2 separate regions of the Homo sapiens genome follow, and region 1 is linked to region 2. Evidence: chromatin contacts called from ENCODE Hi-C or POLR2A ChIA-PET data. All regions are on one chromosome and are shown on one strand. The core of a region is the stretch at or near the end of the contact, and the rest is flanking DNA. Distances in the headings are between cores, read along the strand shown.

Region 1 (5,921 bases), core at 1,483-3,982, 51 kb after region 2:
AGGGAGACAGTAAGAAATGTTCAAGAAATAAACATTCAATAAAACATATCAGAACTTATTATAGTAAATATAATAGGTAAATTAGATAGTTTGTTAGAAGGTAATCGTTGCTGCGGACAAAGGAACAAGTAGAGTAGGCTAAGGGGAATCAGGAATAGATAGGAGAGGAGGGCAGTTGGCATGTCAGAATAGTCGTCATTGGAAACGTTTGAGCAAAATTCTATCACAAGACATGGGAAAACTTTCTTATTTTTTGAATAAAGGTAAAGGGTAGACATATTTTCTTCTGAAACTGTGCTGGCTGCAGACATTTGTAAGCAGGTATACCAACTGCATGTTTGAGACTATCTTTACCCATAGGAAAGTGCCAACAGAGTGGGCAGTAGTGGATAAACAAGGCCAGGAAGGATGCCATTACTTTAGAAACTTAAGAGCTCCCTAAAGCGAGGTGGTCATACTATAGATGCCAGGACTGCTGGGGACTCTGAAACCCTTTTCTTCTGGAATCACCGTGAATACCGTCAGTCTGTCATGGTTCTGATGAGCTTAGGCAAAGAGCAAAGTATCCATCATATTACTTCCTCTGCTTTCTGGTATGACCTTTACCTTAACCCTCTGGACCTGGGCCTTAGAGATGTAGAGTAAATGTGGAGAATGTTTATTCTTCTGCTTAGCAAATATTTATTGAGAAGTTAAGTACATACTATGTCAGGTACTGTGGAGGATACAAAGAAAATTTATAGCATATTCTCTGCTCTCAAGAAGCTTATGAGCTACCTGGAAAATAAACCATTGACACTGCAGACAATTACACAGAAATACGTGGCTACATGTTATGTGCACCAAGCATGTGGCCGAGATCACACATCTGAGAGGCAAGACCAGGATGGACTGGAGACATGAGAGAAGGCTTCAGGGGAACATTGGGCCTTGGGATAAACCTTGAAACTAGCTTTCTGTTTTTGAGGCAAGGGACATGGTATGAGCCCAGGCATGGAGGAGGGCATCAGAAAGTGTTTGCAGGAGGCAGTGAGTAAACCAGCCTGTTGTGTCAAGGAGAGAGGATGTGTGAATGGCAGGGTGGGTGCAGGTCAGCATGTGAGAGACCACAAATGCCGGGCCAAGCAGTTTGGGCTCTGTAGGCCTGTAGCCTTCAAAGTGGGGTTTGCAAGACAATAATATATGTGGAAGAATACGTTAGTGTGTTATTTCTTTTATCGCATCCTGTTTTATTATTATTATGGTTATTGTTAGAGACTAGGGTATCGCTATGGTGCATAGGCTGGCCTTGAGCTCCTAGGCTCAAGTGGTCCCCCTGCCTCAGCCTCCAGAGTAGATGGGACTACAGGTGTACCTGGCTTTTAGCTATTATTTTACATTTGATATGTAATGTACATAATGTATTAATAGAATAATATATAATTTCTAAGTTAATAAGTACACAAAAGCTGGGAGCATGTGCTCAGAAAGGTCCTTTCAGGTAGTAGGTAAGAGTGGACTCTGGAGCCAGCTTGTCTCCCTCTGGATCCTAGCTCTGCTGCTTACTAGCTGTGTTATTTTGGGTGAGTTACTTAATTTCTGTGCCTCCACTTCTTCTGTAAATGGGAAAATAAAATGACCTCATAGGGTGGCTGCGAAGATTAAATGAGTTAATATGCGGGAAGTGGGTAGCAAGGTCTCTGGTATATAGTAAATGCTCAGTAAATGTTAGTTGCTATTATTAATACTTGCTGCTACTGCCACCACCACTGCTACGGGCGGGGGGTGAGGGGGTTATGATTAAAAATGTAAGAATCACTGGTGTAGATGGTGAGTAAAAGACCTTGAGCTAAAGAAAAATGTGTTTAAAAAAATTAATGTTGTACATTGAAATAATACTGTAAAACATGAGGATTCCTATTGATGTGTGAGTGCATGAGACAAATAAGTCCATTTTCAGCAATTTTGACTTTATGTGTTATCATATTTCACAGAGAGGTTCCTCCGGTCAGTCACTGTGTTCTCTGCCTTCCTGTAGATCATGTTAAAGATTATAAGAGCTGAGATTAGCTCAAATTTTTAAGGGCAGAGTTCTTGCCTATCAGGTTGTTATTCCTTGCACCTGTTTTGTTTTGAATTACATCCTCTCCCTCAGATCCCACTGGAAACTTGAGGAATCAGTGTCTCACACTGTCTGAGACAAAGGACTCTTTTATCATGGGAAGGGAGAAATTTGAAGTTCATAAAGTGAAAGGAGATACAGGATCCTCCTAGATAGATTAATCTAGCACATTCCAAGTTTTTTTTTCATCTTGGAAGATATGCTTTCCATCCCCTGCGAGCCATTCCACTCTTACTGTCTGAGACTTCATATGACTGACGATAATTCTGAATATACTTTAAAAATTATGCAACACAACAAAACATCTCACCGTGGGTACACTGTCAGGCTTTTGTCATTTCCTAGAATCCCTGTAAAATATCTGATGGTATGTGGTCCCATAATGTGAAGGGATTTGTTTGGTGGTTCCCAACCAATAAAAATAGTATTATTTGTTGTTATTTGTTTTTAGTATATGCAAATGGAATAGGCCAAAAGTAAGACCTTTGTTTTTATTGGGATAGCATATTTGAGATTGCACGTTTATGTACTTGTGCTATAGCTCTTAGATATATTTATGGCACCCAACGTATTTGAGTTACTAAGGACACAGCTGACCATTTAAAAGCACTGTGGTTGAGTATAGCCAATTTGGCAGCCACCCCAGATGCCTGAAGTAAAATTGACACACAGGCTTAAAGGAAAGTTTAAATAAGTAATAAAACTCTTTTCCTATTTTAGACCATATTGTTGTTCATGACATTCTTGCATTTCTCTGTATTGCTACCCACTTCACCCTTTGCTTTTGTGGCAGGGCTTCTCAGCCTCGGCACTCTTGACATTCTTTGTTGTGGGTGTGTGCGTTGTGCAATGTGGTGTGTTTGGTAGCACCCCTCCTTCATTTGTGACAACAACAACCAAAAATGTCTCTAGACATTTCCCTATGTCCCCTAGGGAGGCAGGGGGCGGAGGCGGGGGCAAAATTGCCCCTAGTTGAGAACCTTTGTTCCATGGTACCTATGGATTTTCCCCATCATCCTGTGGGACAAGGTGTGATACAGCTCTTAAATACCAGCAACCACCAAAGAAACCATTCCTGACCCGGGCAGAAGTTGTGGCTCAGCATACTACAGTGAGCTGTGCATAGGCATTAATGAAAAGGTAGGGGGATACAAAACTCAGACTGGAGTCACTAAGGAGGCACTTTCCTTCCTCTCTTTCTGTCTTTCTACTGGAAAAGTGTTATGAACATATAAGCCAGCTCACTTTTAAAATCCTAGCTTCTTATAGCTTGCTTCATGTCCTTGTTCCAACCTGCCTCTCATCCACTTTCATAATGTATAGTTGAAACTGAATTCTGCCCTCCTCAGAGTCAGAGAGCATAACATTCTAGTTTCTGTTTACCTAAGGAAGCTTCGGAAAATGACACATAATTAAAATTTTCTCACTTCTTTACTTGAAACACTGATGAATTGCTAGGTACAGTTGCTGTCTGTTTCATTGATCCTCTCTTGGGTGGGGGACAAGAGGCTGTGTGAATGAATCTTCTCTAAAAACAGAGGTTCTACTGAAAACTTAACCCAGAACATAAAAATGTTTTCTTTGAGTTAAGCATAAAGCTTTGTCCATATTCCCAGATTCAGACCTCAGAAAGGAAACTCGTGGATAAATCTAACGGGTACTGAACATACATGACGGAGATAGTAATTATGCTTTTTTTTTTTTTTTTTGAGAGGAAATCTCACTCTGTAGCCCAGGCGAGAGTGCAGTGGCATGCTCTCGGCTCACTGCAACCTCTGCCTCCCGGGTTCAAGCAAATTCTCCTGCCTCAGCCTCCCGAGTAGCTGGAATTACAGGCACGCGCCACTGGCACCTGGCTAATTTTTTGTATGTTTTAGTAGAGATGGGGTTTCACCATGTTGGCCAGGCTGGTCTTGAACCCCCAACCTCAGGTAATCTACCCGTCTCAGCCTCCTAAAGTGCTAGGATTACAGGCGTGAGCCACTGTGCCCAGCCCGTAATTATGTTAATATTATTTTTTAAAGGACCTTAAATATTATACATGCCTCATATATGTAAATGTCTAGAAAGTCAGTAGTAAATCTGTCACTTGACTCTCAAAGTAGTATGATGCATACAAATAAGACCTTTAAAAGCATATCCTTATTATTGCTTTTAGAAATTGTCAAATAATTCTTATACATGTTTTTCTTTGTCTATTTGGGGAAAAAAAGGAAAACTACATCTATTATATTAAAATGAAGGCTCTCTGTTTTGGACAAAGGCATATGTTTGAAAAAAAAAACATAAGTTAAATCTTACTTGAATTTCTCTTGTTACTGTCAATAGCATGCATATTTTGTGCCTTTTCTACATCAAGTGAATGGGATTATTAATTGAGGTATGAATTTGTACTTGCAAATGTTCACCTTTTTGGCCAATTGTTGCCTTCCTGCTTCATCCTCCACTTTTTTTTTCCTTATTAATTAGTGGGTTGTGTGTTATAGTCTTGAACTGGTACCACTCTGAAGCAGTTGTTGAGGTATGTATGGGCATCAGATATCAGATGTTTTACTGATGGGCCCATGTTCATATGGAATAGGTATTTAGAATCTTGGTCATTTTCCTATTTGGGATGCCTTTTTAATCTTTATAAAGTAAAATTTCTGGTGAGGGGGACATTTTTCATTAGCTTCCTGAGAATCATATTTCTAAAAAGGTCTAAGATTATTTGTTTGGAGTTTTTTTTTTTTAATATCAAATGGATTTAAGAGGTTTTTTAAAAGTTGTGATTTCGAAGAGTTTACAAGTGCCAGCAAATTCTATCACCTTTGTTAATCTTCAAAGAGATCAGTATAATTAACATCTTACATGTGCTGTTTGACACTTTTTTCTTATTAACTTCTTAAGCCTTTAAAAAAATCTTTAGACAGATGAGTTTTACATGTAAATTTTAGTCCATTTATAGCAGATAGACTTTATGCTTGCCCCTTCTTCTTTTTTTTTTTTTTTTTTTTTTTTGAGACGGAGTCTCGCTCTGTTGCCCAGGCTGGAGTGCAGTGGCTTGATCTCCGCTCACGGCAAGCTCCGCCTTCCGGGTTCACGCCATTCTCCTGCCTCAGACTTCCGAGTAACTGGGACTGCAGGCATCCGCCACCACACCCGGCTAATTTTTTTGTATTTTTAGTAGAGACGGGGTTTCACCATGTTAGCCAGGATGGTCTCGATCTCCTGACCTCGTGATCCGCCTGCCTCGGCCTCCCAAAGTGCTGGGATTACAGGCATGAGCCACCGCACCCAGCTTGCCCTTTCTTCTTAGATTACAGGATGTATAGTCATTTTTATATCTAACTTGTTTCTGAAATGCAGTTTCAGTTTCCTGCTTTATAACTGATTTTTTCAAATATGTGAGACATTTACTTGTCCAATTACCAAATTGTTTTTTGTTTTTTTGTGGGTTTTTTTGTTTTTGTTTTTTGTGTTTTTTGAGACAGAGTCTCACTTTGTCGCCCGGGCTAGAGAGCAGTAGTGAGATGTTGGCTCACTGCAAACTCTGCCTCCCAGGTTCAAGCGATTCTCCTGCCTCAACCTCCCAAATAGCAGGGACTACAGGCGTGCACCACCACACCTGGCTAATTTTTGTATTTTTAGTAGAGATGGTGTTTCACCATGTTAGCCCGGCTTATCTAGAACTCCTGACCTCAGGTGATCTGCATGTCTTCGGCCTCCCAAAGTGCTGGAATTACAGGCGTGAGCCACTGCACCTGGCCTCCAAATTGTTTTTTAAGTTTGTTTATTTAGTTATTTATTTTAATTTAATTTTTTGTAGAGATAGAGTCAC
Region 2 (6,036 bases), core at 1,832-4,331:
ACTTTTCCCTTGCATGCTGTCTTCTCTCCTTTTTAATCCAGTCTTACTAATTTTTCAAGGCTCATTTTGGTTTCCATTTTCTTTTTTCTGTCTTTGCAACTCCGAGTCTCCCTCTGTCGCTCACCCAGGCTGGAGTGCAGTGGTGTGATCTTGGCTCACTGCAACCTCCGCCTCCTGGGTTCAAGCGATTCTCTTGCCTCAGCTTCTGGAGTAGCTGGGATTACAGGCACGCACCACCACGCCCAGCTAAATTTTATATTTTTAGTAGAGACAGGGTTTCACCATGTTGGCCAGAGTGGTCTCAAACTCCTGACGTCAAGGGATCCGCCCACCTCGGCCTCCCAAAGTGCTGGGATTACAGGTTTGAGCTACTGCAGCCGGACTTGGTTTCCAATTTCCCCACAAAACTATCCATAATGATGTCCCCGACCCAAATGATATATTTTCCAACTCCAAACTCTTATTGTAAATATCATTCACTTGACTATTAAAATGGTTTGCCTTATGCTATTAGTTATATTGTATGTGAATACCTGTCTTCTTAACCAGGTTTTAAGCTCCAAGAGCACTGACTCTCTTTTACTCTTAGTATCTCCCATAGGATTGCGCCCAACATGAAGCATGTAGGTACTTTAAAAAAATATTTGCTACTTTTGTGAAAAAAATACGATCACATTACAGTTTTGATTAAGTAGCAAGTGAGAGAGAAGACTCACCTATTCTAGGATTCAGAGCAGGGAGATTCAAATATGACCTAAAATGGTCCTATGATCTTGGCCTTTTAAAGTAAGGCTAGATTACAGACCTTACATGGGCAGTCCAAAACCTATGAAATTCTTTTATATGGAGACACTATTATAAATGGTGATTCTTCTCTCAGTACAACCATGAAAACTAATATGGTCATGGTTAGTTGAAGGCTGGTGTTGATATCAGCCTAATTTCTGGATTCAAGATGCTGTAGAGTCTACAGTAGACCTTTTAGTGTAGTTGAGAATCAGAAGTGAGTGAAGTTTGGATAAGCCCCTTAAATAATTCTGGTTCTCCTACCCTCTACCTATTGAGAGTCTGTTTTATAATACACAAGAATTGTTAATGTTGCATATCCTTCAGACATACTATGTAAATATTTAACCAAGTCTTTACTAGCTTTTGGCTAATGCAGAGTTGAGATGATGCTCCCTGGCGAGTACATGGAGCTCAGCTCTTTTGTGTTTGTAGTAAATTAGAACTCTGGCCTTTTAGCTGAACTAAACCAGAAATAGGGTTGACATTTCTGTGTTGAGGAACCTAAGAATGTTAGAAGGACACTTCCTGTATGCTCAGAGTGCTTGAACAAGGTTGAAATTTTCTGTAGAAAATAATTTTGATATTTTTAAACCCTGACAAATGCATAGTTGATACTTCAAAGTCCGCACCATCAGGCATGGCCACAATAATTTTAACAGTATACTTTTGAAAAGATGTAGTCAAAAACCTACTTTGCTCTTAAAAACAAAACAATTACTTAAAACGTTCACTGAAGTTTAATTTTCAGTAAGTACCTTCTTTATATAGCTTCCAAGATAAACTAGTTGGTAAATATTTGCTAAGGTAACTGCATGACATAGCTTGCTGTTTGGGACAATTAGCTTAATTCAATTAAAAGAATGACTTTAATCCTAGAATAGTAGCTCCACTGCCCTTTTCTCAGAGTGGTATTATGGTCAGCAGAGCCAGTTATCTATTAGGCAGTTTCTAGATCATAGTGATAGAATCATACGGTGTGCATAAGTGAGATTACGTGTGTTTCTTACTCAACCAAGAAATAGCAGACCACTTATTTCTCTGGAAATTAATAACTGATTCCTCAAGAAGACATATCCATTGCCTTTCTGTTTGTATAATGAGAGATTCTGAATGAGCAAATATACTCAGGGATCCCAATACTAAACTCAAAGATTTACCTTTAAGTGACTTCTCTTCACAGAATCAAAAGCCAAGGAAAGGACATTAACAGTGGAAATTGATGTTCTTGACCAGTTTTGCTCTGAGGTGGTCAAGAATATAACAATGGCCTGTAGTGGAATGATTTTGCTTTCTCCCTGTGTAAAACAGTGATCCTGTAAAACCCAAGTTTGTAATTTATTAACAAGGAAATGTACATATAATCATTTGTAGCTGCAAGAGACTAGCAATAACCAAAAGGCTTGTCATTAGGGATTAAGTAAATTACAGTCAATCATGCAATAGATTACTCTGTAGCCATTAAATGGAAGAAAATAGATCAGTGTGCCTGACATGGAATAATTTTGCAGATTAGGTGAAAAAAAACTCAAGGTGCAGAAAAGTGTATATAATGTGATTATTTGTAAGGAAAAAAACTACAAACTAAAAGTATATACCTGTATGCACTGAATTTTTTAAAATAGGAAAGCTGAAATGCTATTACACAGTTCTATATGAGGAAAGGCACTGTGGGGAGTCTAGTGTGTATTTTTTAACATTTGCATTTTTACTTTTTCCATTAAAATATCTAATAAATAAAAAAGGAAATGAACATATTTTGGATAAAATGTTCAATAAATATTTAATGGGTCTGTAATTTGGAAAGGAGTAAGGATTTCTTTTTTTAAAAGACTTTCGATTTTATGAAATAGGTAAAAGAATATGTATAAAGTATGTATAAGGTTTAAAGAATAACAATGCAATAAACACCTTGGATCTAACACCTAGTTTAAGAAATAGAACATTACAGTAGTCTTCCCTTATCTGTGGGGGATACTTTTCAAGACCCCCAGTGGATGCCTCGAACCATGGATACGCTGAACCGTATATACACTATATTTTTTCCTATGCACTCATAGCTGTGATGAAGTTTAGATATTAGGTGCAATTAGAGATTAACAACAATAACTAATAATAAAATAGAACAACTATAACAATATGCCAGCATCACACTCTTGTGCTTTGGGGCCATTATTAAGTAAAATAAAAGTTCCTTGAACACAAGCCCTGTGACACCAGGACAGTTGATCTGATAAGAGTTGGCTACTAAATGACTAATGGCTGGTGGCATATACAACATGGATAGCTGGATAGAGAGCTGATTCACATCCTGGGCAGAATGGAGTGGGACAGCATGAGATTTCATCACCCTACTCATAATTTATAAATTAGGCACAGTAAGAGATTAACAACAGTAACTAATAATGAAATAGAGCAATTATAACAATATACTATAATAAAAGTTAAACGAGTGTGATCTTTCTCTCTCTCTCTCCGTCTCTCTCAAGATCTCTCTATAGATCTAAATATCTAATGGCACTCAGTTTAAAACTTATGAATTGTTTAGTTCTGGAATTTTCCGTTTAATATTTTCGAACCATGTTTGACCAAGGGAAACTGAAACCAAGGATGAGGATATCTATGGTTTCGCTTTCTGTGATTTCGTTACTGGTCACCAGTGGTTCAAAAATATTAAGTGGAAAAACCAGAAAGAGACAGTTCATAAGTTTTAAATGCTACGTCATTCACTTCACTTTATCTTATCACATAGGCAATTTATCTCACATGATAAAATCTCACATCATCACAAGAAGTAGGATGAGTACAGTATAAGGTATATATATAGAGAGAGACCACATTCATTTAACTTTTATTACAATATATTGTTATAATTGTTCAAGTTTATTATTATTGTTGTTAATCTCTTACTTTGCCTAATTTATAAATTAAACTTTATCACAGCTACGTATGTACAGGAAAAAGCATAGTATATACACAGTTCAGTGCTATCCAGTTTCAGGCATCCACTAGGGGTATGGAAATGTATCCCCTCAGATAAGGGGGGGACTACTGTAATGTTCCACTTCTTTAGCTAGGTGGTAGATCCAAAGTGTTTATTGTATTATTCTTTAAAGCTCACATACGGGGACTACTATACTACAGTTTACTCATGTTTTGTTGATGAACAAGTGGCTGCTGTGCATATGCTTGTACAAGCCTTCTGATGCCCGTTTTCAAGAGTTTATCTAGGCCATTTACCTTGGAGTAGCATTCTTGAGTCACTAGGTAAACACATCTCTGACTTTCAAGAAAATCCTAAATTATTTTTCAGAACTGTAGTAATTTTCATTTCCATGAACAGTATTCTGAAAGATTCAATACGTGGTATTATCAGACTTATTAGTCTTTGCCAATTTGAGGGTATAAAATAGTCTCTTGGCATAGTTTGGGTTTTTTTTTTTTTTTTTTTGAGATGGAGTCGCTCTGTCTCCCAGGCTGGAATGCAGTGGCACGATCTCGGCTCACTGCAAGCTCCGCCTCCTGGGTTCACGCCATTCTCCTGCCTCAGCCTCCCGAGTAGCTGGGACTACAGGCGCCCGCCACCTTGCCCGGCTAATTTTTTTTAATTTTTAGTAGAGACGGGGTTTCACTGTGTTAGCCAGCATGGTCTCGATCTCCTGACCTCGTGATCTGCCCATCTCTGCCTCCCAAAGTGCTGGGATTACAGGCGTGAGCCACCGCGCCTGGCCATCCCTTGGTATAGTTGAGCATCCTTTCTACTGTTTCTTGACCACTTATGTTTATTTTCTGTGAATTTCATTTTGATAGGTGTGTCCATTTTTATATTATTTGTCCTTTATTCAGTGATCACTTGAGTTCTTTGTATATTCTGGATACTGATTATGTAATTCTTAGATATATATATACAAATGTTCTCCCCATTTGTGGCCTGTATTTTTATTTTTAATTTAAAAACTTTATTATCCAGAGGGAGACACTATATCTTCCAATGCTGTTCATTATATAAACATCCTTGAATAGAGTCCGGAAAGTCCAGAACAAAAGGCAGTCAGTGCTTCACTTTGCAATAGTGGCACAGTGGCAGTAACTCATCTTGTCTCTCAACAGCATCTGTCTCCCATTTCTGGTGAAAATTCTAGTGAATTCTCCCATGAATACATCACACTGTTGGCTCCTTCGATTAATCTAAGTGATGAGTTGGCACCAAATCCATTCAGTTTGTCTCATACAACATTTAATTAAGGTTACTACCAGTAGGACACCAAGCAGCAGGATGAGCTCAGCTTTCAGTATTGACATCAACTATGCCACCCAGCATCTCAGATCCAATCACTTGTACAAATCCCAGAAACCAACAGGGTCTATGGTAGAAACTCAAAAGGCTGTCTTTTGAAGTTTTTGTATTGACCTTTCCATTTAGTCCAAGCCATTAAGCCAGGTACAGCAGAATGTATTAGTGATTATACAGACTTTATCTTATCTTATCTTAACCTGTAGATTGGAAGTCTAAGAAAATTTTTCATTTATATTGTTATGACTTGCCCTGTGAATTGAAGCAAACCTGAGTGGCTTTATGGGCTGAAGTGCTATCAGTGATTACCTCAGTTAAAATCAGCTGATAAATTTTGTACCATGTTTTTAATTGAATGACTCTTATAGCAGGAGTAACCAACCACAGGGTGTGCAAAAATAATGAGTTGCTTATATCTCTGGGAAGCTTCTGTGAATAACCAAGCATAACCCCATTTTGGAGAGATCTTCGTAGACATCTGAGAGCTATATGACCTACTGGTGGTATTTCCTTAAACATTTGAAATTTGCTTACAGCCACCCCTAAGGTGCAAATCACCGTGTTTGGTTGGGGGAAGAGTTAATGCCTGCTTTCACAAAAGAAATAGAGTCCCAAGGACACACTTAGTACTCCTGTAAAGAAAGCATTTGTTTACAGTTTGGGGAGATCCCTACGTCAGTTGAGGAGCATATGTTGATAGTGCCTCCATTGAACAATCAGCTGGTAAATCTTAAAGTTTCTAGTTTAGTCCAAAGAATGTATTCTAGTCCTTGGTTTTGGAAGGATTGCTTAAGTACAGTCATTCCAACCTATCCAGTTCTGCCCACACCAACAGCTGAGTGGCATTCAGCTGTCCCTTGAAATGATTGAGCTATGGCTACAGAAAAGGGAAGGACATTCAGAGATATTGACAGGTGCTTGGAGCCAAGGCCATAACATATAGTTTCTGATAGGCT

The links. Hi-C counts contacts between places; a loop is a spot of excess contacts on that map. ChIA-PET counts read pairs that join two places held with the same protein, here RNA polymerase II (POLR2A). Pooled maps may share reads with other maps.
Region 1: a pooled map shows a loop between it and region 2 (2.8-fold over the local background). The contact joins two enhancer-like sites. A Hi-C loop is called at or near these places in 1 of 168 maps with a recorded cell type or tissue (HepG2), 3 of 37 single-sample maps with no recorded cell type and 5 of 50 pooled maps. POLR2A ChIA-PET finds 5 or more read pairs at or near these places in 7 of 52 experiments (B cell, HEK293T, HepG2 and 4 more).

The regions. Positions count from the first base shown.
Region 1 is chr2:43,384,787-43,390,707 of GRCh38, reverse strand. All of the region lies in intron 29 of THADA (THADA armadillo repeat containing), which reads left to right. Among named protein-coding and RNA genes, the nearest start is that of LINC01126, 160 kb to the right of the region's middle. Within about 2 kb of position 2,732, at least 3 of the 41 ENCODE cell types and tissues checked have a DNase peak (open chromatin) inside an H3K27ac peak, as active enhancers do.
Region 2 is chr2:43,436,501-43,442,536 of GRCh38, reverse strand. The region is part of intron 26 of THADA (THADA armadillo repeat containing); the gene reads left to right. Among named protein-coding and RNA genes, the nearest start is that of THADA, 160 kb to the left of the region's middle. Within about 2 kb of position 3,081, at least 3 of the 41 ENCODE cell types and tissues checked have a DNase peak (open chromatin) inside an H3K27ac peak, as active enhancers do.